Linked DNA regions of Homo sapiens: region 1 is linked to region 2. Evidence: chromatin loops called from intact Hi-C (ENCODE). Cell type or tissue: right lobe of liver. All regions are shown on one strand. Each heading gives the region's core, and the rest is flanking DNA. Links, peaks and the distances in the headings are about the cores only. Region 1 overlaps CREM (cAMP responsive element modulator). Region 2 overlaps LINC02634 (long intergenic non-protein coding RNA 2634).

Region 1 (11,053 bases), core at 2,017-10,016, 75 kb after region 2:
GGAGTTTGAGACCAGCCTGGGCAATATAGTGAGAACTTGTCTCTACCAAAAAAAAAAGAAAGTGCTTTCAACTACAACTTCAGCAAAGGGCAGAATTACTGACCAGAAACCATAGCTCTAAAGATTCTGGAAAATCCCAAAATCATGAGAAAAAGTATATGCTTTCTATTCTATTCACACAGACAAAAAGACTAAAGGAGCTACACCAAAATGTTAACAATGATTAAATCTCTGGATGTTAAGATTATGGATAGTTTTTATATTCTTCATTTTAATATTTATTTTCTACAATGAACATGCATTTTTTTTAACAAGGGTGTGTGTGTGTGTGTGTGTGTGTGTGTGTGTGTGTGTGTGTGTGTGTGTTTAAGCAAAAGGCCTGGCCTAACCTAAATGCCTGTCTCTCAGTGTAACAAAAGGTGTTGCTAGGGAGATACAGCTCTACAGAATACCGCAGAAAACCTGCAGGGAACGAGTGGGTGTTGGCAGCTTTAAAGAGGAAAGAAAAGCAGGCTGGGTGCACAGGAAAGGAGAGCTCTCACACCAGTCTGGCCTAATATAACCCAAGAAGTGCCTGGTGTTTCCCCTGGGCCTTCCAGTCAACCACCAGGTCCTTTTTATTCTCCCTTTAATGTACCACAAAGGTCTCACCACTGCTCTGTATCTCACGCTACTTTGACTCCACCAGGCACCCTGATGGTGTCTTCAGTTCCGACTCACTGACTTTCAATTCCACCTCCACATGGCTACTAGTGTCAAAACTGAAAATACGGTGGGCACCTGAAAATATTTCAATACTATTTAGAGTACAGTGTACTCTAAACCCTGAAATGTATACGATCCTCTACTTACCTTTACCAGCTGGACTGCCCAGCCCAGACACCTGGCTCCAGTTAAACTCAATACCCATAGTTCCCTGAACATCCCATGCTCTGGCTCTGTGCCTCTGTGCACACTCTTCGCTCTGCCTAGAATATGCTTCCTCACCTTATCAACCTGGCAGACTCCTACTCATCCTTTGTGCCTAGCTCAAAGGAGATATATAAAGCACTCCTAGTCAGCTGGCTGCTCCCTCTTCTGTAGGCCTTATTCATTTTCTACATAGTATCTTACAGCACTTCTTACCCTACTGGAATTATTGCTAAAATATCTGTCTACCCTACCAAACCATGGGATATTTAAGTCCTGAAACTACATATCCACATGCATCCGGAATAATTAGACACAGCAGACATTCAATAAATATTTGATGAACTAACAAATGTGTTTATTTTTACTATATTTTTAATAGATATCTCAGAAATAAATTTTAGGATCTAGAAACAGGTACTAACTGATACTGGTGACCTCTGAATGAAACCAATTCAAAGTTCGAGACCTAACTGAAAAGAAAGTAATGATTAAGACAAATATATACGGGGAAAATGGTAAGATTTCTGTCATCTTAACAGCTAAGGACATCAGAACTGTATCAATTTCGAATTAGCAACCCTCTCAAATCATACTTTGAGGATTACATATTCAGGAAGGGTTTTTGTTTTTCCTTCCATAGTGGTGGTGGCAATGGAGATGGGGCACTGCTGAATGTCTGTTAAAATGCAAGGCTAATTACAACACGTATCTTTTCTTCACAATCAAATAAGCAAGAATGGCTGATAACCAGGGAACATGGAAAATTTAAGATCAATGGCAAGAAAACAGAATCTGCACCTAATTCTCATTTCCATATATTTTGACTTTCAACGGTGCCTGCCTATTGCCTACCTGAGCTAAAGCAGGGATTGAATTTTGGCCAGTCTGAGTCTGCACATGAGCAGACTTGCTCTCTGTCAAAGAAGCTGTTATACTTCCATCATGCTGGGATTCAACTGTTTCCATGGTCATTTGTCTGAAAAGACAATAAAAAGGAAGACAAATTAAGGCCCTATCTTAAGTATTTGGAAATACAGGTTGAACATCCCTAATCCAAAAATCCAAAATCTGAAATGCTCCAAAATCTGAAACTTTCTGAGCATTTACATGATGCCACAAAAGGAAAATTCCACATGTGACCTCATGCTATGGCTCAAAACTTTGTATCCTGTACAAAATCATTAAAAATATTGTATAAAATTACCTTTAGACTATAAGGTGTATATGAAACATAAATGAATCTCGTGTCTAGACCTGGCTCTCATCCCCAAGGTAACTCATATGTATATGCGAATATTCTAAAATCCAAAAAATTCCAAATTCTGAAACAATTCTGGTCCCAAGCATTTCAGATAAGGGATACTCAACCTGTACTGTTTTTACCTAGCTTTCTAATAATCATTTCTGACATCCAATTGTACTATCTGGTTTTTGTTTTCTTCAAGAAACAGGTTCAATAGTAGAGTCCTAACTCTCTCATCTTTTCTTTTCTGCTCACTGAATATGAACATTACCAAGGGAGCACTGCAAAATGTCTCATGAAAACTACCTTATTTTAAAACGTATAAAGTCTTCCTGATCATTACTTTAACCCTGCTGTTTAGCATGAATGGCTGGAAAATTAGGTTTTCTATTTTACATGAAAAGTATAAATATTCTATGATTCTTAAGGCCTAATAAACCTGCTTTATGTTATGAGGTAGTGTGAAGGAATTTCCCCATCGTCTAAATTAAATGTATAATAATACAAAAATGTGTCTTGCTTTGTTATCACTAAGTCGTTTCTGATAAACAAGCCCCAATTATTGAAAAAAGAGGACCTAATTTTTCCAGGAAAAACTTCTGATGTGATTTGAAGTTTGTGTATGAATTCAGTTTAAGTTAGTGATTTCTATATGGACTCTTTTTAGAAGGCAAACTATATTATAATAAATTTTATCCTGTTAAAATATAAACAAAATAAACAAAACTAAAATTTAAAAACCTATAGAGGCCGGGCACGGTGGCTCACGTCTGTAATCCCAGCACTTTGGGAGGCTGAGGCGGGCGGATCACCAGGTCAGGAGATCGAGACCATCCTGGCTAACACGGTGAAACCCCGTCTCTACTAAAAATACGAAAAATTAGCCGGGCGCCACCGTGGTAGGCGCCTGTAGTCCCAGCTACTCGGGAGGCTGAGGCAGGAGAATGGCGTGAACCCAGGAGGCAGAGCTTGCAGTGAGCCGAGATTGCGCCAGTGGACTCCAGCCTGGGCGACAGAGCGAGACTCCGTCTTAAAAAAAAAAAAAAAAAAAAAAAAAAACCCAAAAAACTTATAGAAACTACTCCCTGCTGTTACACATCTTTTCAGCTGTCAATAATACAATGTTTCTTTTTCACCTTAGTCTAACTATACATCCAAAAAGTATATAGACCACTTAGATCTTTGAATTAAAACATCCAAGTTGTTTTTCCAGATTTAATTAGTTACCAGATTCTACAGATCCTTCATCTACTGTCTTTGACTTCCTACTGCCTTTTGCATTCCAGTAGCCGTTACCCAAATCCAATCCTTCCATGCTCAAACCTGTCTGCTATCATCTATACTACAGTTATTTTAATACTTATAACTGACCAGGACAATTTAGAGCAATTATACCAAAATACAAACGTCGAGCCTACCATAGAAAAATGTCTTTCCCTTAATATTGCCTAATCCTTTATCTCTTTTCTTATAACTTCCCAGAGTGGCCTCTCCAATTCTAGGTAATTATAGGTCATCATCACACATGAAGTGTTAATTCCTACTGTTATACTTTTGGTTATGTGAGCAGTTTCCAAAGAAAATACCTCAGGACATTAGTTCTGCAGGTTCTAAAAAGGCATTATCTGGGGAAAAAGGGTAGGGAAAATGCTTTGTCAAAACGTTTTAAAGATTAAAAGGGTTTCTTTCCCACAGAACATCTCAAAAGCTTCAATCTGCTAGTGTGTCTTGAGAAGGGTGAAGGGCACAGGTCCAACAGACAGCATTTTCTAAAAGTATCTGACTACCAAACAAACCCTTTTCCCACAAAGCATGCCCTAGCAGGAGTATTTTGGAAACCACCTGGGAAATGTTGTCTTGTGCTATTTTTTACACCTTTGAAAGGCAAAACCTTTCTTAAGATTCTGCAACAACTTGGGTCTCAACTCAAAAATTATATGCCGAAAGGCCTTCCCCAGTAAACTATATTTCATTCTAGAAACATTCATTTAGCATAGTCTACATGGCAGGCCCTGAAAATACAAAAGCAGATAAGTCATGGCCCTTGCCCTGATGGAATCCATTAACTACATGGTTGTTGGTTTCTCAAATTATGGTCCTTGGACAACTCGCATCAGAATTAACGAGAAGTATTTGTTGTAAAAAATGCAGAAGCTTAGGCTCAACCCCAAACCTAGTGAATCAAACTTTCTTGAGAATTTAACTTCTTATATGCAAACAATTCCAATATGTACTAAAATTTGAGAAACACAGTTTATTGGCAGGTCAGTAATTAAAGTAAATCACAAGTAAAGTAATTTCTTTTTTTTTTTTTTTTTTTTTTTGAGGCAGAGTCTCACTCTGTCAACCCAGGCTGGAGTGCAGAGGCATCTCGGCTCACTGCAACCTCTGCCTCCCAGGTTCCAGCAGTTCTCTGGCCTTAGCCTCCCACGTAGCTGGGATTACTGACGCATGCCCCCATGCCCAGCTATTTTGTATTTTTAGAAGAGACGGGGTTTCGCCATGTTGGCCACGCTGGTCTTCAACTCCTGACCTCAGGTGATCTGCCTGCCTTGGCCTCCCAAAGTGCTGGGATTACTAGGCGTGAGCCATTGCAACTGGCCGTAATTTCTTGAATCATGTGATATATGTGATCCATGAAATGCTCTGGAAAACATAAGAGAATGACCAAGTCTGCCAGAGAATGTGGTCATATGAGTCGTATATTGAAGGGTGAGTAGGATTTCACCAGGTAGAAAGGACAGGTCGACTATGAGAGGGAGGAAAGTACAGAGGATATCTGGGAAACAGAATAGGTGATTGGAGTAGAAAATCTGGGTGAGGGAAAGGGGGATAATTAGATTTAGTGGGGAAGAGACAGAGTAGGACTGGTACAAATAGGGCTGGAAAGGCTGCATGGAATTAAATTAGGAATAATACCTTTTTTTTTTTTTTTTTTTTGAGACAGTGTCTTGCTCTGTCACCCAGGCTGGAGTGCAGTGGCGCGATCTGGACTCACTGCAACCTCCGCCTCCTGGGTTCAAGCGATTCTCCCGCCTCAGCCTCTCAAGTATCTGGGATTACAGGCACGCGCCACCACACCCGGCTAATTTTTTTTATTTTTAGTAGACACGGGGTTTAACCATGTTGGCCAGGCTGGTCTCCAACTCCTGGCCTCAAGTGATCAGCCCGCTTCAGTCTCCCAAAGTGCTAGGATTACAGGCATGGCCACCATGCCCAGCCTGGAAGTTACAACTCAATAACTGATATTTATAATAACTATCCTGAGTCATGAAAAAAAGGCTAATTATGTTCAGTATACTTTAAGGACAGAGGGGTACACACTGTAGAATCCAAGAAGTCTCCCATCAAAAAAAAAAAAAGTTTTAATGATTAAAAAGATAAACTATTCAGGCCTCAATTTTTGAGATATGATAAAAGACAGATTTCAAAATGTTTTATACATGAAAATGTCTTGATAACGTACCATCTCATGCAATCATCTTAACTGGTCCATTTTTCTCTGGGGGCATTTCCCAGAGAGTTCAGTCCTTTGCCCTTTTCCCTTTGTCAATACTACAGAATTTTCCAATACTATGAATACTATGGTTTCTTCAATCCTATATGCAGATGGCTCCCAAATCTGTATTTACACACACCTCCCTCCTACTGAGCATCTCAACCTGGGGTTTTCATGGACACCTGACCCCTCTCTTTTATTTCTTCTTTTAGTCAAGAGTATCATCATCCATTCAGGCTCCAAAGCTAGAATCGTGTGTCTATATATAATCAGTCAGAATGAGATCAACCACAAAAAGCAACCCCACAAAGCTAAACATCAGTCAGGATACCATGAGGCGTTGAGCCTTAGGGAGAAAGGCAGAGATGGAAGGTCAGCAGCCATCCCAACTCCTCCTCCTTACCATAATTTAGCACTGGGCACTGTCCACTGTAACCTCCCATCACCACACTGGACAAAGCAGTTGAGCTGCTGTTCCACACAGTTGCTGCTATCCACTCTGAAGACAATAAATCACAGACAATGGGCCTTTTCCTAAGCCACAACTAAACTTCAATGCCCCTGCACCCATGCCAGAATCACACTCAAATCACTAAGATATAAGCTCCTTCCATATTTCATCTTCACTCTCATAACTAGTGCTTCCTTTCCCTCCATAATACAATCCCTCACTCCTGTTCTCCTTCCAAATTCCAGCAATATGCTATCTGGAACTCCCAAAGCCTCTCTGCTGTCCTCTCAAGAGAGTACTGCTCATCTTCCCACACCCAATCAAGGTCAGCATGTTGACTGGCCATCTGCTTTGTTCCCCACTGTTGCTTCCCACCTGTACCTCCTTTACTCCCTCGTAAAAACCCTTGTTCAACTGAGGCTCAAGGTCATCAGGTGTACCATCCTGAACCCATCCATAAGATAATCATCTACTCACCTCCAGGATGTAAACTGAAGACTCTGGCCCCTGATGTAAAAGCTTTCCTCTTCACCATTCTGTCTATGTTCAACACTCAAAAGAAGACCTATCCCTTACCCAGATGCCTCAGATCAATGACTTACTTTATGCCACTTCAGCTATCTACTGGAGTGTCTGGCCACACCCTGGACATTGCCAATGTGCAAATTGGTCCAGCTCTGAAAAAATTAATTCCAACATTCCACTCTGCCTACAACATCCTATCCTCCCATCTTACCCTCTCCCTTGACCACTCCCATCACACTTGTTATTCCAACACACTGAGATCTCCACACCACTTTCTCTCTGCCCATCTGCCTCCCCCTTTCTTCACTTCCCACCCTATTCAGCTAACATGGCTTCTCATTTTAATTACTGTTTCCCAGCCCGGCACGGTGGCTCACGTCTGTAATCCCAGCACTTTGGGAGGCCAAGGCAGGCAGATCACGAGGTCAAGAGTTAAAGACCAGCCTGGCCAACATGGTGAAACCCCGTCTCTACTAAAAATACAAAAATTAGCCAGGTGTGGTGGCAGGCGCCTGTAATCCCAGCTACTTGGGAGGTGGAGGCAGGAGAATTGCTTGAACCTGGGAGTTGGAGGTTGCAGTAAGCCAAGATTGTGCCATTGCTGTATATTCTTAGTAAGTACCAATCTTGGATAAAACCAACTCTTCATCTCCTCTATGCCTGCACCAAGGCAGATGAACAATACTGAATGAAATTATAAGACAGAATAAGCTATTGAGGCCAAGCACAGGGGCTCACGCCTGTAATCCCAACACTCTGGGGGGCCAAGGCAGAAGGATCACATGAGCCTAGGAGTTTGAGACCAGACTGGGCAACATAGTGAGACCCCGTCTCCACATAGAAAACAAAAAAGTTAGCTGGGCGTAGTGATGGGCACCTGTAGTCCCAGCTACTCAGGAGGGTGAGATGGAAGGATCACTTGAGCTCAGGAGGTCAAGACTGCAGTGCGCCATAATCGTGCCACTGCACTCCAGCCTGGGTGACAGAGCAAGACCCCATCTCTAAAAATATAAATATAGCTATTAAATTCTTGGTTTTCAACCTCAAATGGGCGGCAAACTGATGGAGTTTGCCTCCTTGGCTTACTACTCTCCCATTCTCAACAACTGTTTCAAATGTTCTCCCTCTTCTCAATCCCTGCGTTTCTATACTGACTGCATTCAATGAAAGCCCTTGCCTCCTGTCTCTAATGAGAACTCCATCAACTTCCCACAACCAAATCAACAAAGCTATTGACATCTACACTCACCATGTTCCCTTGCCTCCTGCCTCCTCCCTACTCTTAAAATACCTGTATCTGTTGTTTGGAGCCCATGCCCCAGGGGATTATACTATCAATTATTCTCTCCCCCTCTAACAGTTTTTTCCTGTAAAGACTTAAACACATTCACGTCTCTCCCATCTCACAACTTATACACATAGCCACAAATCCACTGGATCAGAAATCTCTCGAGCTATTCCCTTGAACCTCTCTTCCCCTTCTCACTGCTGAAATATTTGAAAGAATTGCCAACACTACTATCTCCGTTACTTCACATCCCACATACTCCTAGATACCCCCAAGTTTAGAGAGGTTTCTACCTCTAAAACGTCTCTAGAAATGGTAACTAATCTCTGTCACTAAATCCAACGTACATTTTAAGTCCTACCTTTTGTTTGATCCCTCAGCAGCATTCAAACCGTTGACAACATCTTCCTTCTTGAACACTGTCTCAGCGTTCTGATACTACATTTTCCTCTTCTCATCTGATTCGCTGACAATTCCTCCACAAGCTCCCCTGACAATTCCTTCTCTTCCTCAATGTTAATCTTCAACATGGCATGTCTTCGGGACTCTGCTTAGCTTTCTTGCCTCACTCTCAAATCTCTCCCTACTTCATATGGTCTGTTTCTCTGGATTCAAGTGCCAGATTTAAACCCATGACTCTAGGCCAGACGTCTCTTCTCAATTCCAAAATCCAATATGCAAATCCCTGTTTAACATCTCCAAACACATGTCCTGCAGGAACCTCAAAATCAGTGGGTCCAGAACTAAACTCCTCTTCTTCCTCCACAAACTTTCTACCCGAGTTCCCTATCTCAGGAAATGGGACCCCATCATCCAACGAGTTGTTCAAGCCAGAAACCCCTGAAACTCCCTCTCTGTCATTCCACACAGCATCATCACCAGGTATGATGATTCTACCTTCTAAAGAACAATTAAGTCTCCTTCTCTACCTTTCCACAGCCACCACTCTAACTCCTGGCTCCAATCCATGCCAATAGTTATGTTTCTAAAACATGTATTTCTGCTTAAAATACTTCTTTGCTTAAAACTCTTCAGTAGCTTCCTATTGACTACAGGATAAAATCCAAACTTCTAATTCTCATAACTATAACCATCATTTATTGAGAGTTTACCATGTGGTAAGTGCCTGGTAGTTTTGATTAACAACTCTATAAGATCACTATCATCAGTTCTTCCAGCCTGGGCAACAGAGTGAGACTGTCTCAAAAAATAAAAAATAATTAGTTCTTCTTTTAGAAATAAGGAAAAGGAGACTCAGGGAGGTTAAGAATTTGATCTTACCATGAACGTATTAAGTGGCATAGCCAGGTTTTCAACCAAGGTCTTTTTCCAAAGTCCATACACTCCATTACTAAACCACACTGCCATTCAATCTCTTTCACAATGTGACCCATTTTAGTCCTACAGCCTTATCTCCAGTCCCTCTACTCTTTCCAACACGCTGCATGCCAGCCTCCTAATCAGACATTTTTTCAAGTACATATCTTACTCTCCCAGTTTTAATCTTTTACATCTAATCTCCCCTCTTCCTGAAATGCCCTTTACCCTTCTTTGTCCAACTGGCAAATTCTCACTAGTCTGTCAAGGCCTGGTTCGAGGACACCAACTTTCAAAGGCCTATTCTAATAGCCATGGGCAGAATTAGTTATTCTCTTTTGAGTTCCCAAAGCATTTACAAGTCTGTTATAACACTTGTGTAGCATATAATACATGTATTCACACACCAGCGTGAGCAACTCAGGGACAGGGATCCCATCTTATAGATTTCCATGCATTCCCAGTGCCTAGTACAGTATATGCTAAATAAACCAATTAATCAATTATCCTGGAAGACTGTGCAACTGTCAGGTGTTATTATAATAATAAAAATAACGTTCAGAGAGATTAAGGGACTTTTACAGGGAACATAATAGGTAGCATGATGAGGGATGAAAAAGAGGTGTTGTGACTGTGACTCCAGGGTTCCTTCCACAGCCAGTGCCCTGCGAATTACAGTTTGGACAACATTTTACGATGATGATGTGTTTTGGAGTATGCTGCAATTGTTGTCGCAATCTCACTCAGATATGCTTTCTCTTTCATACCAAATGTATGGACTGTAATTTTATTCCATTTGTATTCTGCCAGAGTACCTAGCACGGTGTTCAGTTCATGCCGTTTAGTACAAGTTTGATACTAAAATTATTTTTTTGAAGGTAAAAATCATCTACAAAAAAGGTCAACACTAGCAATTTAAAATAGATATGCTATTTCAAGCCAGTTTATTCTGCAGATTTATATCCAAATCTGCAGATTTATGCCCTCCAGTACAACCTCCTAAACCCACTAAAACCCAACTCCTATACAGGACTCAGTGCAGAAGATTCAACTAACATTTCAGTGCTCAACATGGGTCAAGCACTGTACCAGGCATTTTTCAGGCACTATCTCAGCAGAAATGCAGGACCCCAAACTCAGCTGTAAATGATGTACATACAACATTAACATCTATAAATCAGCCACAGCTGCTCCAGATAGAATTTATAGAGTCCATTATAATCTTACATTATTCACTATATAATTTATAGCTAAATACATTAAAATTGAAGAGATGTCTCATAGAACATATTTTCCCAAATCTCACCTTCTGTATTAAACATAGTTGTGATAATATTAAATAAACATAGTTGTACTAAAACTAATAGTCTTTAATTAACTATGTAGTATTTTAATCTTAAACAATAATCCTTTTTAGAGAGAAAAGAACCAATGGGCAATTATGAATTACAAAATAATTAAAAATAAAAACATGTAAGGATAAAACAATAAAAACGAAAACAAACAAGTCCACTAAGCACTATAAATTAACAACAAGCAAAATACTGGCAAATATTTGGTTCCACAATTCTAAAAAACAGGTAAAAATTTGCTAAAATGGTGGCTGGGCATGGTGGCTCATGCCTGTAATCCCAGCACTTTGGGAGGGCTAGGCAGGTGGATCACCTGAGGTCAGGAGTTTGAGGCCAGCTTGGTCAATATGGTGAAACTCCATCTCTACTAATAATACAAAAATTAGCTGGGTGTGGCGGCACGCACCTATAATCCCAGCTACTCGGAGGCTGAGGCACAAGAATCACTTGAACCTTGGAGACAGAG
Region 2 (11,053 bases), core at 1,034-9,033:
CACTCTGTCACCCAGGCTGGAATGCAGTGGTGCCATCATAGCTCACTGCAACCTCCAACTCCTGGCCTCAAGGGATCCTCCTGCCTCAGCCTCCCAAGTAGCTGGGACTACAGGTGTATACCACCATACCTAGCCTATGGGAGAATTTAGAAGAGGAAGGTTAATAGAACAAACCACAGCCCTTCCCACCACAGCTGGCCTCAGGCTGCAGTCCACACTCATCGTCTCTTTCCTCTACATCTGTTCCCCATTCATCCATCCCTCAGCCAGCACATCTGCTGTTCTCAGCTGGGATTGCTGCACTTGAGGTGCCCACATGGATCGCCTGGGTGCCAAACATATACTTCCAGTCTGGAGCAGAAGCCTTTCCTCCTCCTGGTAATGGTGGCCAGTCAGTGCCACCAGGAGGGTGACTCCTCTTCCTGCTGCAAGGTCCCTTGGCACAAGGAGATTGAGTGCCCTGGTGGCACCTCCCCTGGCAGAAGTGTCTTCCTGGGACCAGGCCCTTTAGACCTGCAGAACCCAAACTTACAGAGAATGGGAAATGCCGATTCCTTTCCCAACTGGTCCCTGGGGATGAGACAGGCAGGGCCTCTGGTCCCCAGGCCCATGCATTCTTCCCACTGAGCACTGTGTAAAGGTCTTTAAAGTGCAGCCTGTGTCCTGGAGGATGGCACCTTATGCCCTGAAAGTCCTGCCCTGGAGTGGGCACTTCAGCCATGCCTCTATCAGGTCCACTGTTCTGTGGCTTCACTACGGGATCCTGTGTTCCTGGGCCACTCTCCCACCTCCCTTGCTGTAACGTGGTTCCCAGGCCTGATGTGATGTTATGAGGTATCCCATGCCAGAGGATCAAACATTCTGTCTCTGTCCCTTCCAAGGTGGAAGAGGGTCCCTGTCACTGACTTGCCACCTAGTGGCTGGTTCTTCTCCTCCGAGGATAGTGCCAGTGAAGGGACACAGTACTGGTCTCTGTGGTTGGCAGATTGGATATTCAGTTGCATACATTGCTAGATTAGCTTGGAGAGTAGACGTATTAGTTCCATATTGCTGCATAACAATCCCCAAACTTAGAGGCTTAACACAGCATTTATTATCTCACAGTTTCTGTAAATCAGGAATCCGGCCCTGGCTTAACCGGGTCCTCTAACTAAGGGTCTTTCACAGGCTACAGTCAACATACTGGCCAGGGGCTGGACGCGGCGGCTCACACCTGTAATCTTAGCACTTTGGGAGGCCGAGGTGGGAGGACTGTTTGAAGCCATGAGTTCGAGAATAGCCTGGGCATTATTTTCATTTAAAAATTTAAAAATTAGCCAGGTATGGCAATGGACACCTGTAGTCCCAGCTACTCGGGAGGCTGAGGTGGGAGGATCACTTGAGCCCAGGAGTCTGAGACTGCAATGAGCTATGATTGCACCACTGCACTCCAGCCTGGGCGACAGAGTGAGACCTAGTCTTTAAAAGAAAAACAATAATAATAATAATAAATAAAACCAAAGTATTGGTTAACTATAAATGGGAGTGAACAATCTTACTGGGGTGATGGAAATGTTCTAAATCTGTATTGTGGTGATGATTATACAACTTGGTAAATTTGTTAAAAATCATTGAGTTGTACAGGTAAAATGGGTGAATTTTATGGTGTAAAAGTTATACCTCAGTTAAGTTACACATACACACCACATTAGTTATAATGCTCTGTACAACCACAGAATGTCAGCAAAGACAGCTATGAAGGATTTTTTTCATAAACCAAATTTTCCAATGAAAATGCCACCAACCACTAGATGTAGCTGCCTTTTCACGACAAGAAGGCCTTTGTTCTGGGTCTCAGGGACTTGAAGTTATCAAACGTCAGGAATAAGGAAATATTTTCAAGTATCAGCTTATTCAAATCGATCATGATTGAGCCTATCAAATCATTTTATCCTTGGGTACAATTTATATTCCTGGGGTGATGAGTGCACTAGCATTTCCAGACTTCACCACTATACAATTCATTCATGAAACCAAAAACCACTTATACTCCAAAAGCTATTGAAATAAAAAATATATATTTAAAATCAGTTTATCCATTGTATATACAATTTTAAAACTCACACCATAATAAATTTTAATAAGCAAACTGGAAATGCATTCCTATCAAAACTATTAAAACTATTTTAAATTAGCCTTATACAGGTTATATATTTGTTTTGTTTTGAGACAGAGTATCACTCTGTCACCCAGGCTGGAGTACAACAGTGTGATCTCGGCTCACTGCAACCTCCGCCTCCCAGGTTTAAGCGATTCTTTTGCCTCAGGCTCCTACGTAGCTGGGAATACAGGGAAGCACCACCATGCCTGGCTTACTTTTTGTATTTTTAGTGGAGATGAGGTTTCACCATGTTGGCCAGGCTAGTCTCGAACTTCTGACCTCAATTGATCTACCCGCCCCAGCCTCCCAAATTGCTCAGATTACAGGCATGAGCCACCGTGCCCAGCCTGGTTATATATTTTGGTAAACATTTTTTATAAACTTTGATTTTTATGACATATTTCACATCTACAAAATGTATAATTTTATATTATTTATTTTCCTCCAGCTTTATTAAAGGGTAATTGAAAAAATTTTAAAATGTACTTTAAAATGTACATTTTAAAATATTTTTGTACATTTTAAAAGTACATTTAAAAGTACATTTTAAAAGTACATTTAAAAGTACGTTTTAAAAGTACTTTTAAAATTTTTTCAATTTAATTGTTTTTCTGCTAAGAAAAATATGTGTGAATAAAACCTTTCAAATAACATGGAAAAATCTTCTAAAGAAAATATAGCCTCTCCCTTCATTACTTCAGTTCTTTCAAGAATATTAAAATAATAAACTGGGTTACAGGACAGTAACCCTCCTAATGTACACTGAAAACCACAACCTTTTCTAAGCCAGTGATAATTTCTGTTAACTTGGTGCGGCCCTGTTAGGTTGAGAAGGGCAGAGGAAACTCCTGCGGTGGAAAATTTTCATTCAGTCACAGTTTTGGTGCATTTATAAATAACATAAGTAAAACAAAATTTGCCCAAGTAAAGTCTTCATGTGTGAAAATCTTAATCCAGTTACCAGAATCAAAGTAGATGTCCCTGCCTTCATCACAGGCCAGTTTCAGCCTAAGGCTTTTTTCTCTTAAATGCTGGGCAATCCTCAGAATGGATTATTAAAAATATTGATGTTGAAGACATTCTGAAAGATAATTTTATAGGTTCATGACCTGATACTAAGAATCTAGAAGCTGTGTTCACAGGGATGAGGTAACAAATAAGATCTGATGAACTCTTCTTTGAAATTTACATTTCACTGTGAATTTCATCACAGTGTCACAAATGTCAAGGTCAATGTGGAGAAAACAGAGGTTCCCAATCAAACAGAGGTCAAATGACCTTGCCAAAGCGACACAGGGAGTTTTAACAGAAAAGCTAGGACCAGAACCCAGGTCTGGTGGCTGTCAGCCATGGTTCCTCGAGCCAAGCACACACCCACTGTTCATTCTGCTCTTCACAGCGCCTGTAGCTTTGGACTTTGTTCTTTTGTTTCTGTAGTTCTTTTTATCCAGGATGGATTTTTAAGAACATAGGTAATCACTGCCTGACTCATTTTAAAATGAAAATCATGAAACAGGGGTGTCTGGGATACTAAATGCTCTAGAAGTATTCAAGTAATTGATTGTAGTGAAAATCCCTAAGAAACCACAGCTAATCTCAATGTGCTTTGGTGCGTGAAGTCCATACCAGCTGTGGAAGAGTTCCCATAGATTTTCTGCTAAGCCCCTCCAGCAACTCAGTCTTCTTTCTCTATTGTTACATGGGGTGTTCCCTCTATGAAACCCTCTGCTGGTACTCCAACCTCCCCTCCCTGCCCCACCAAACTGCCACAATCCTGTATTCCTGGAGCAACAGCAACCCAGCATTTAATGATATTAAGTCAGGTTACTTGAATAGAAAGACTAATAGGTTAGGCATGTTATACCCTTGATAAGGTAGATTTGTCTTCTACCCTTCTAGGTCTAAACTCCAATAAAATCCAGCTGGGTTACATCAATTCAGACATCTGGATAAAAGGATGAATGAAACCATGTACATAATACAGAATTATGCATGCCAGGAAAAAAAATTATACTGCCTAAAAGCTGCAACCTTCATGACATCAAATCTATTTTAACACTGGCTGGTTATGTGAGGAAAAGGCTAATAAAAAAAAATTCTGGCTGACCAAAGAAGTATGTATGTATGTATGTGTATTTATTTTTAAATTAATATTGAGATGGATTAATGTTCTAAAATTTGGAATTTCTAACATTATCTTATTCATAATATCATATATCAAAAGTCTCTGAATAGAAATTGTTCAAAGGCATATAATCTAATTATCATTACCATGTCACTAATCTAACCTCTAAGTAATTGCTAAATGCCATCAGCACCTTCATCTCCAATTACATTTTCATGATATTTCAAGCTACAATAACAAAACAGATGCTGATCTCGGCATTACTAAGCAACAGGATATGTATACTTTTTAGAGTGTGAAAATATCACTGCTCTCCCACAGTTAATGATACTTATTTTCCAAGAACTTCTAGTGATATGATTATGCTCATCCAATTCCCATGAGGCCAACACTGTGATCACAGGTTACGATAAGAACTAAAATGCCACCCACAGCCATGTCTGAGTGACACGCAAAACGCTTTGAAACTCTTTTCCACTAGGTTTTTTTTTTTTTTTTTGAGACAGAGCCTCACTCTGTCACCCAGGCTGGAGTGCAGTGGCGTGATCTCAGCTCACTGCAAGCGATTATCCTGCTTCAGCTTCCCCAGTAGCTGGAACTACAAGCGCGTACCACCACATCCAGCTAATTTTTGTATTTTTAGTAGAGATGGGGTTTTGCCATGTTGGCCAGGCTGGTCTCGAACTCCTAACCTCAAGTGATCCACCTGGCTCGGCCTCCCAAAGTGCTGGGATTATAGGTGTGAGCCACCGCGCCTGGCCTCATTTTCCACTATGTTCTAACCACCTAAAATAACCCCTCATATGCAGTTAAAGCAAAACCGGTAATTTTGCTGAGAAAAGATGGATTCATTTTAAAGTCACTTACTTGCTAAAACTATGTGGCCTGGAAGTAATGTCTAAAGTTCTTATGTCAAATAATTCAATCTATTTGCAATTAACTGTGTACTCTTAGAGAAAACTCTATAGTTTAAGGATTCCCAAACCTTGTCAAATTATTGCCCCTCCCCCACAGTTAACCCAAGACTCCCCAGAGTTACTGTGAATATAATTCACCAAACTAGATCAGAGAAAACTGCCCTTAATCCCTTGCCCCCATAGGGCTTGGCATACACTTGGAGAGTCCATGGCAGAAAAGAAATACCACCCGTTGAGTTTTGAAATGTTCACAGACTAATGTTTCTAAGAAAATACGCCGTTTGGAAGTCACACATACACTAGGTGGCGCTGTGGCTGTGACATTAAACAGTCTGTGTGCTGGATAAATGCTGGGTAAGAGCATCCATGACTTAAAGGAAAATTAGGCTAGGCCCAACCCCAGATCATAGAGTTCAGTGTTCTCCAACACTAGAGTGCTTCAGAAACATGCCAGGAACTTGAGCCTGGCGTGGTGGTGGCACATGCCTGTGGTCCCAGCTATTCCGGGGGCTGAGGCAGGAGGATCGCTTCAGCTCAGGAGGTGGAGGCTGAGGTGATCTGTGATTGTGCCACTGCACTCCAGCAGGGGCAACAGAGCAAGACCCTGTCTCAAAAACAAACAAACAAACATGCAAGGAACTGGTTAAAAATACAAATTCCCAGACCTACTGAATGAAAATTCCAGAGGTATGGAACACAAAACAGAAGACACAAACAGGCACACTCATGCTATCCTCTCCCGGGCAGCCCACTTTCATCCAAAGCCTCCTTATTTGGGCTTCTCACCTCCTCAAAAGTCTATCAGTAGTGGCTGGGCTTAGTGGCTTATGTCTGTAATCCCAGCACTTTGGGAGGCCAAGGCGGGTGGATCCCCTGAGGTCAGGAGTTCGAGACCAGCCTGGGCAATATGGCGAAACCCTGTCTCTACTAAAAATACGAAAATTAGCTCAGTGTGGTGGCATGTGCCTGTAGTCCCAGCTACTCATGAGGCTGAGGCAGGAGGATCACTTGAACTCGAGAGGCGGAGGTTGCAGTGAGCCGAGATTGCACTACTGCACTCCAGCCTGGGCGACAGAGCAAGACTCTGTCTCAAAAAAAAAAAAAAAAAAAAAAAAAAAAAAAAAAAAAGGGTATCAATAGTAAACTGTGTTTTAAAAGGTAGGGTTCATTCCTAAGTTAAGCCTCACGCTGGTCTGCTGTAAGTCAGCGCTTCTGAGAGCTCCACAAACGTTGAAAGCAAGAGCTCTTGTACATCTTGTTAACAGCCTTTTGTCCTAGAAAATGACTGAACCACAGGTCAAGCATCCTTCATAAAGTGAGGTGGCTGAGATAGATCTGGCAGAGTTCCTGTGTCCTCCAGCTGTCACAGAGACCAGCTGGACTTTTGCATAGTAAGTGACGGGGTTTTCCTTCCAGCTTCCGTCCATTCAAACCACAGGGACAAATCCTTCCTCAGAAAGCTATGCTGCACAAAAGCTGGTTGAAAATCCAGTTTATAGAAAAATAGAGGCATCACAGTAATATAAAGATTATCACACTAGTTCAGAGATCTGAGTATTTCTAGTCTATTGTCAATAGCTGGCAATATTTAAGTAAATCAATCTGAAATTTGGTTTTCTTGTCTATAAAATGAAAGGAGTAAATTACACCTGTTGGTCAGTCTCAGTGGCTCATGCCTGTAACCCCAGCACTTTGGGAGGCCAAGGCAGGTGGATTACTTGAGCCTAGGAATTCAAGATCAGCCTGGACAACATGGCAAAACCCCGTCTCTACAAAAAAACACAAAAATTAGCCAAGCGTAGTGGCGCGTGCCTGTAGTTCCAGCTCCTTGGGAGGCTGAGGTGGGAGAATCGCTTGAGCCTGGGAGGCGGAGGTTGCAGTAAGCCAAGATCGTACCACTGCACTTCAGCCTGGGTGACCGAGCATGAGACTTTGTCTCAAAAAATAAATAAATAAAAATTAAAAAATTACACCGGTGAGACCTCTTTTAGCTGTAAGATTCTATTTCAATGAGCATAACTGTGACTTTGATGTTCCAATAGCTAGCTAGTCCTTAGTCCTTAAACTGTAGAGTCATTTTTTCCTGATCAGCATCAGGGATTTGAAAAACCAGAGAGGAGCGAAAATGTGCTTTTGTGCATTTGAACAGGAAGGTCTGGGTGTTCCCACACATAGCCACTCAGAGCCACAGAGCTCTCTCTCTCTGCAGCCACCACCTGCTTGAGTCATTGCCAGCAAGTGTTTCTTAACACTTTCCTGCCTTTGGGTCCAGACTGGGTGAGAACCGCCAGGACAGAGGCTTGCTGTCCTGGTTCTGCACTTGGTCCTGAGCCATGTGACCTTTGGCAAGCTACTGAACTTCTCTCCAAGCTTGCTTCCTCATCTGCAAAATGAGGATAATGGTAACAGCATCAACACTTGTTGGGCTGCTAGGAGAATTAAATGTGGAAGCCCCTTGGCGCAGGGTGAGCACTCTGTACACGGTAGCTGTTATTCTTGACTGCCATGACTACGTGGCTGTAGCATCTGTGGAGCTACATACACACCTGGAAGAAAGCAAGCCCAGGATGGTAACGTCAGGGTTGCCACAGCCCTAGGTCCCAAAGCTGCCCTGTCTCCTCCTGGACTTCTTACAAATGCAGCCTCACTTATTGACTTGAAGGAGTGAATGAACATGCTGACTCCCATGTTGCTTTCTGGAAACTCCGCATCACATGGCCCTGAAGATGGGACAACTTAAGGATACAGACAACATGATCAATGAATCATGTATGTATCGTAGCTGGGACTACAGGTGTGCACCACCATGCTTGGCTAATTTGCTTAATTTTTTTTTTTTTTTTTTTGTGGAGACAGAGTCCCACCATGTTGTCCAGGCTGGTCTTTAATTCTTAGCTTCAGGCAATCCTCCTGCCCCAGCCTCCTAAGGTGCTGGGATTACAGGTGTGAGCCACCATGCCCAGCCAAGAAAATGGATTTATATAGAAAAAACCTTCCCACAAAGCATAAAGATTAAAATATACCATGCTTGAGTAGTTCAGAATCAAGTCTGTGTCTTTAAGATGACCTTAGAAAAGATGAATCATGGCCAGCGTGGTTGCTCACGCCTGTAATCCCAGCACTTTGGGAGGCCGAGGTGGGTGGATCACCTGAGGTCAGGAGTTCAAGACCAGCCTGGGCAACATGGCAAAACCCTGTTTCTACTAAAAATACAAAAATTAGATGGGCGTAGTGGCACACACCTGTAATCCCAGCTACTCGGGAGGCTGAGGCAGGACAATCACTTGAACCCAGAGGGCAGAGGCTGCAGTGAGCCAAGATCGTGCCACTGCACTCCAGCCTGGCACATCTAAACTTCTGAGAACCATGGTATACTACCATACGACAGTCATTGCATTACAGCCAGCCAACTGGCAACAGCTCTGCCTGCCTCACACGTCAAAGCGGCCTAATTATTTTTGGTGTAGACTAGAACAATCAAGTTGGTTTCACAAGTCATGATATTTTTTAAAGGTGTACTGTTAGGCACATGGGAAATAGCATGTTTTGGACGTAAGTTTCTTCATATGAAGAAAACTGAGAAGTGTGGTTGAACAAGGAATGAGGCATCTGGCACTCAAACAGCTGCCGTTCATGCACAGTATGTTGCTGATGTCCATGTTCTCAGTTTCAGGCATGCCTCATGGTCACACGTTTAAATACTAGCAGGAGTTCATTTTCTTAATGTTCCCATCTCACATGACTTAGTGTTATGAAGTACCTAGTTACACAGGACAGAGAAGGTATGCAGTCCCCTAACCTTGGAGCAGGAATTTCTATACCCAGCAGTCCAGATGAAACTTTTAGGGTTCAAAGAAAGACACACGCAGTGAGAACTCGATCCCACACGCACAGGTGCGCGGGGAGCTCCAGATCCCACACGCACGGGTGTGAGGAGCGCTGTGGATCCCACACGCCCGGGTGTGGGGAGAGCTGTGGATCCCACGCGCACGGGTGTGCGGGGAGCTCCGGATCCCACGCGCACGGGTGTGGGAGCGCTGTGGATCCCACGCGCAAGGGTGTGCGAGATGTGCAACGTTCCCCCCTGCAAAGCTTCCCCTACTGCAGGTTCTGTTGAGGGAGAGGTCGTAGGCAGTATCTGCTGTAAGGCTGAAAGCACTGCTGTCAAATCGTGCTATTTTGGTAGCAGAAGCTTGGCTTCAGGGATACATTTCATGAGCAAGAATAAGAGTTCCCATGCAGGTCTGGGAGCATGGCTCAAGCCCCAGCCTGTCACAAGCTGTTCCTCACTTCTTGTACAGGGTAAGTGCTCAGTCCCAGTGCCAGACGTCCCCAGTGTCTACAAGCCACTCTTCCAGAAGCCCAGTTTTATTCGACATTGATGGCCATATGCTTCCCCAAAGCCTGGAAGATCCTCAACCCTAGGGGCTGAATCCTCATGAGCAACCCAGTGCCTTTCAGCCCAGTCTTTGGGCTGGGAGGTGGAGCTTGCAGTGAGCCGAGATCACACCACTGCACCCCAGCCTGGGCAACAGAGTGAGACTCCGTCTCAAAAAAACAACAAAAAACAAAGAAAAAAGCAGTATCCCCCCAAAAAGGGTGCTGTCTTTTCCATTTCTGATGCCTGGGACTGTGGCAGCAATATTAAGGTCGGGGAACCAGCAGGTAGAGGGAAAAGAATGAGGAGGAAGGATCTGGTCGTGATGCCATCGTTGTCACTAAATTAGCAAGCCTGGGATTTCTTACCACTAGACTTCTTGTTTTGCAAGGTAGTGTATTTCCTTATTGTTTAAACCACTGGGTTTGGGAAGGGGGGCTTCTGTTGCTGGTGGTCCCAAGTAATTGGATAGTCCCTTTCCTCTAAAATAATATAACCTATTTTGCAGACTAGAGTACACACAGGCATGCGCACACATTGCTTCTGTCTTCCCCTGATTTTTAAATGAAACTAGCTCTTGGGTGAGAACTCACTTGGCCTCCCTCTGTCCTCCAGACCCAAGCTCCTTGGAGCAGTGTGTGTGCTCTGTATTCCCGAAGTACCCACCCCACGCCCCAGCACTGTCAATCACTTCAAGGCCCAGTTCAAAATCCACTTCCCACATAAAGTCTCCTGTTTAACCCCCAGCTGCATCTTTCTAGAATTCTAACATGTAGCGTGCATCGTCTCCAACTTTGTACATCTTGCCTGCTGATCCTCGTGTCCCCTCTGTGTGTCCACCCACCCCAGCCACACCACTGGCGCACAGCAACTGACTGGGCAGATGAGTGAATGCAAGGTCCTACTGTCCTGCACCTGAAACCTGGAGTTTTCCTTTCCTTTTTCTTCCTTGACTTCTTTCCTCATCTTCTCTGTAGAAGAGAAGACAAAAATTGAGATAAAAGAAATTTAGGCCGGGTGCGGTGGCTCGCACCTGTAATCCCAGCACTTTGGGAGGCCAAGGCAGGTGGATTACTTGAGGCCAGGAGTTCGAGCCTAGCCTGGCCAACATGGTGAAACCTCATCTCTACTAAAAATAGAAAAATCAGCTGGGTGTAGTGGTGTACGCCTGTAATCTCAGCTACTCGGGAGGCTGAGGCAGAAGAATTGTTTGAACCCGGGAGGCGGAGGTTGTGGTGAGTTGAGATCACGCCACTGCACTCCAGCCTGAGTGACAAACCAAGACTCTGTCTTAAAAGAAAAAAAGAAAAAAGAAATTCAGAGCTCCGACTCTGAAGGAAGAATAAATATTTTTAAAGAAAGCCAACAATGACATGCCCTACTTACTGGGAGTGACAGATAAGGGAAAGAATTCCAGTGGTACAGGGAAAGCAGCAGCTGGATGCTCCGCAAACCAGCTCCCAATTTTCTGTCTCCCACCACACACTGATCAG

The links. A loop is a pair of places that touch in the nucleus more often than their neighbours do. Peaks named below come from ENCODE experiments on the same cell type or tissue, not always from the same donor. Only the 100,000 strongest peaks of a DNase experiment are listed, where the experiment ranks them.
Region 1: a loop joins it to region 2, with 3 times the contacts of the local background. A loop is called at or near these places in 3 of 110 quality-filtered maps.

What each region holds. Positions count from the first base shown.
Region 1 is chr10:35,139,203-35,150,255 of GRCh38, reverse strand. CREM (cAMP responsive element modulator) reads right to left here. Exons shown (of 8, transcript NM_183011.2): 3 at 1,765-1,888. Among named protein-coding and RNA genes, the nearest start is that of CREM, 18 kb to the right of the region's middle. RefSeq lists enhancers at 331-380, 801-860, 1,021-1,140. In right lobe of liver, for the core only: no CTCF peak of the experiment used is centred there; no DNase peak of the experiment used is centred there; H3K27ac peaks cover 504 bases.
Region 2 is chr10:35,213,087-35,224,139 of GRCh38, reverse strand. It overlaps LINC02634 (long intergenic non-protein coding RNA 2634), which reads left to right. Exons shown (of 3, transcript XR_930819.3): 3 at 4,040-4,251. Among named protein-coding and RNA genes, the nearest start is that of LINC02634, 26 kb to the left of the region's middle. RefSeq lists a silencer at 5,396-5,445 and an enhancer at 9,152-9,653. In right lobe of liver, for the core only: CTCF peaks have their summits at 5,285 and 5,484 (motif pointing right); DNase peaks (open chromatin) are centred at 3,489, 5,489, 6,531 and 7,459; H3K27ac peaks cover 3,542 bases.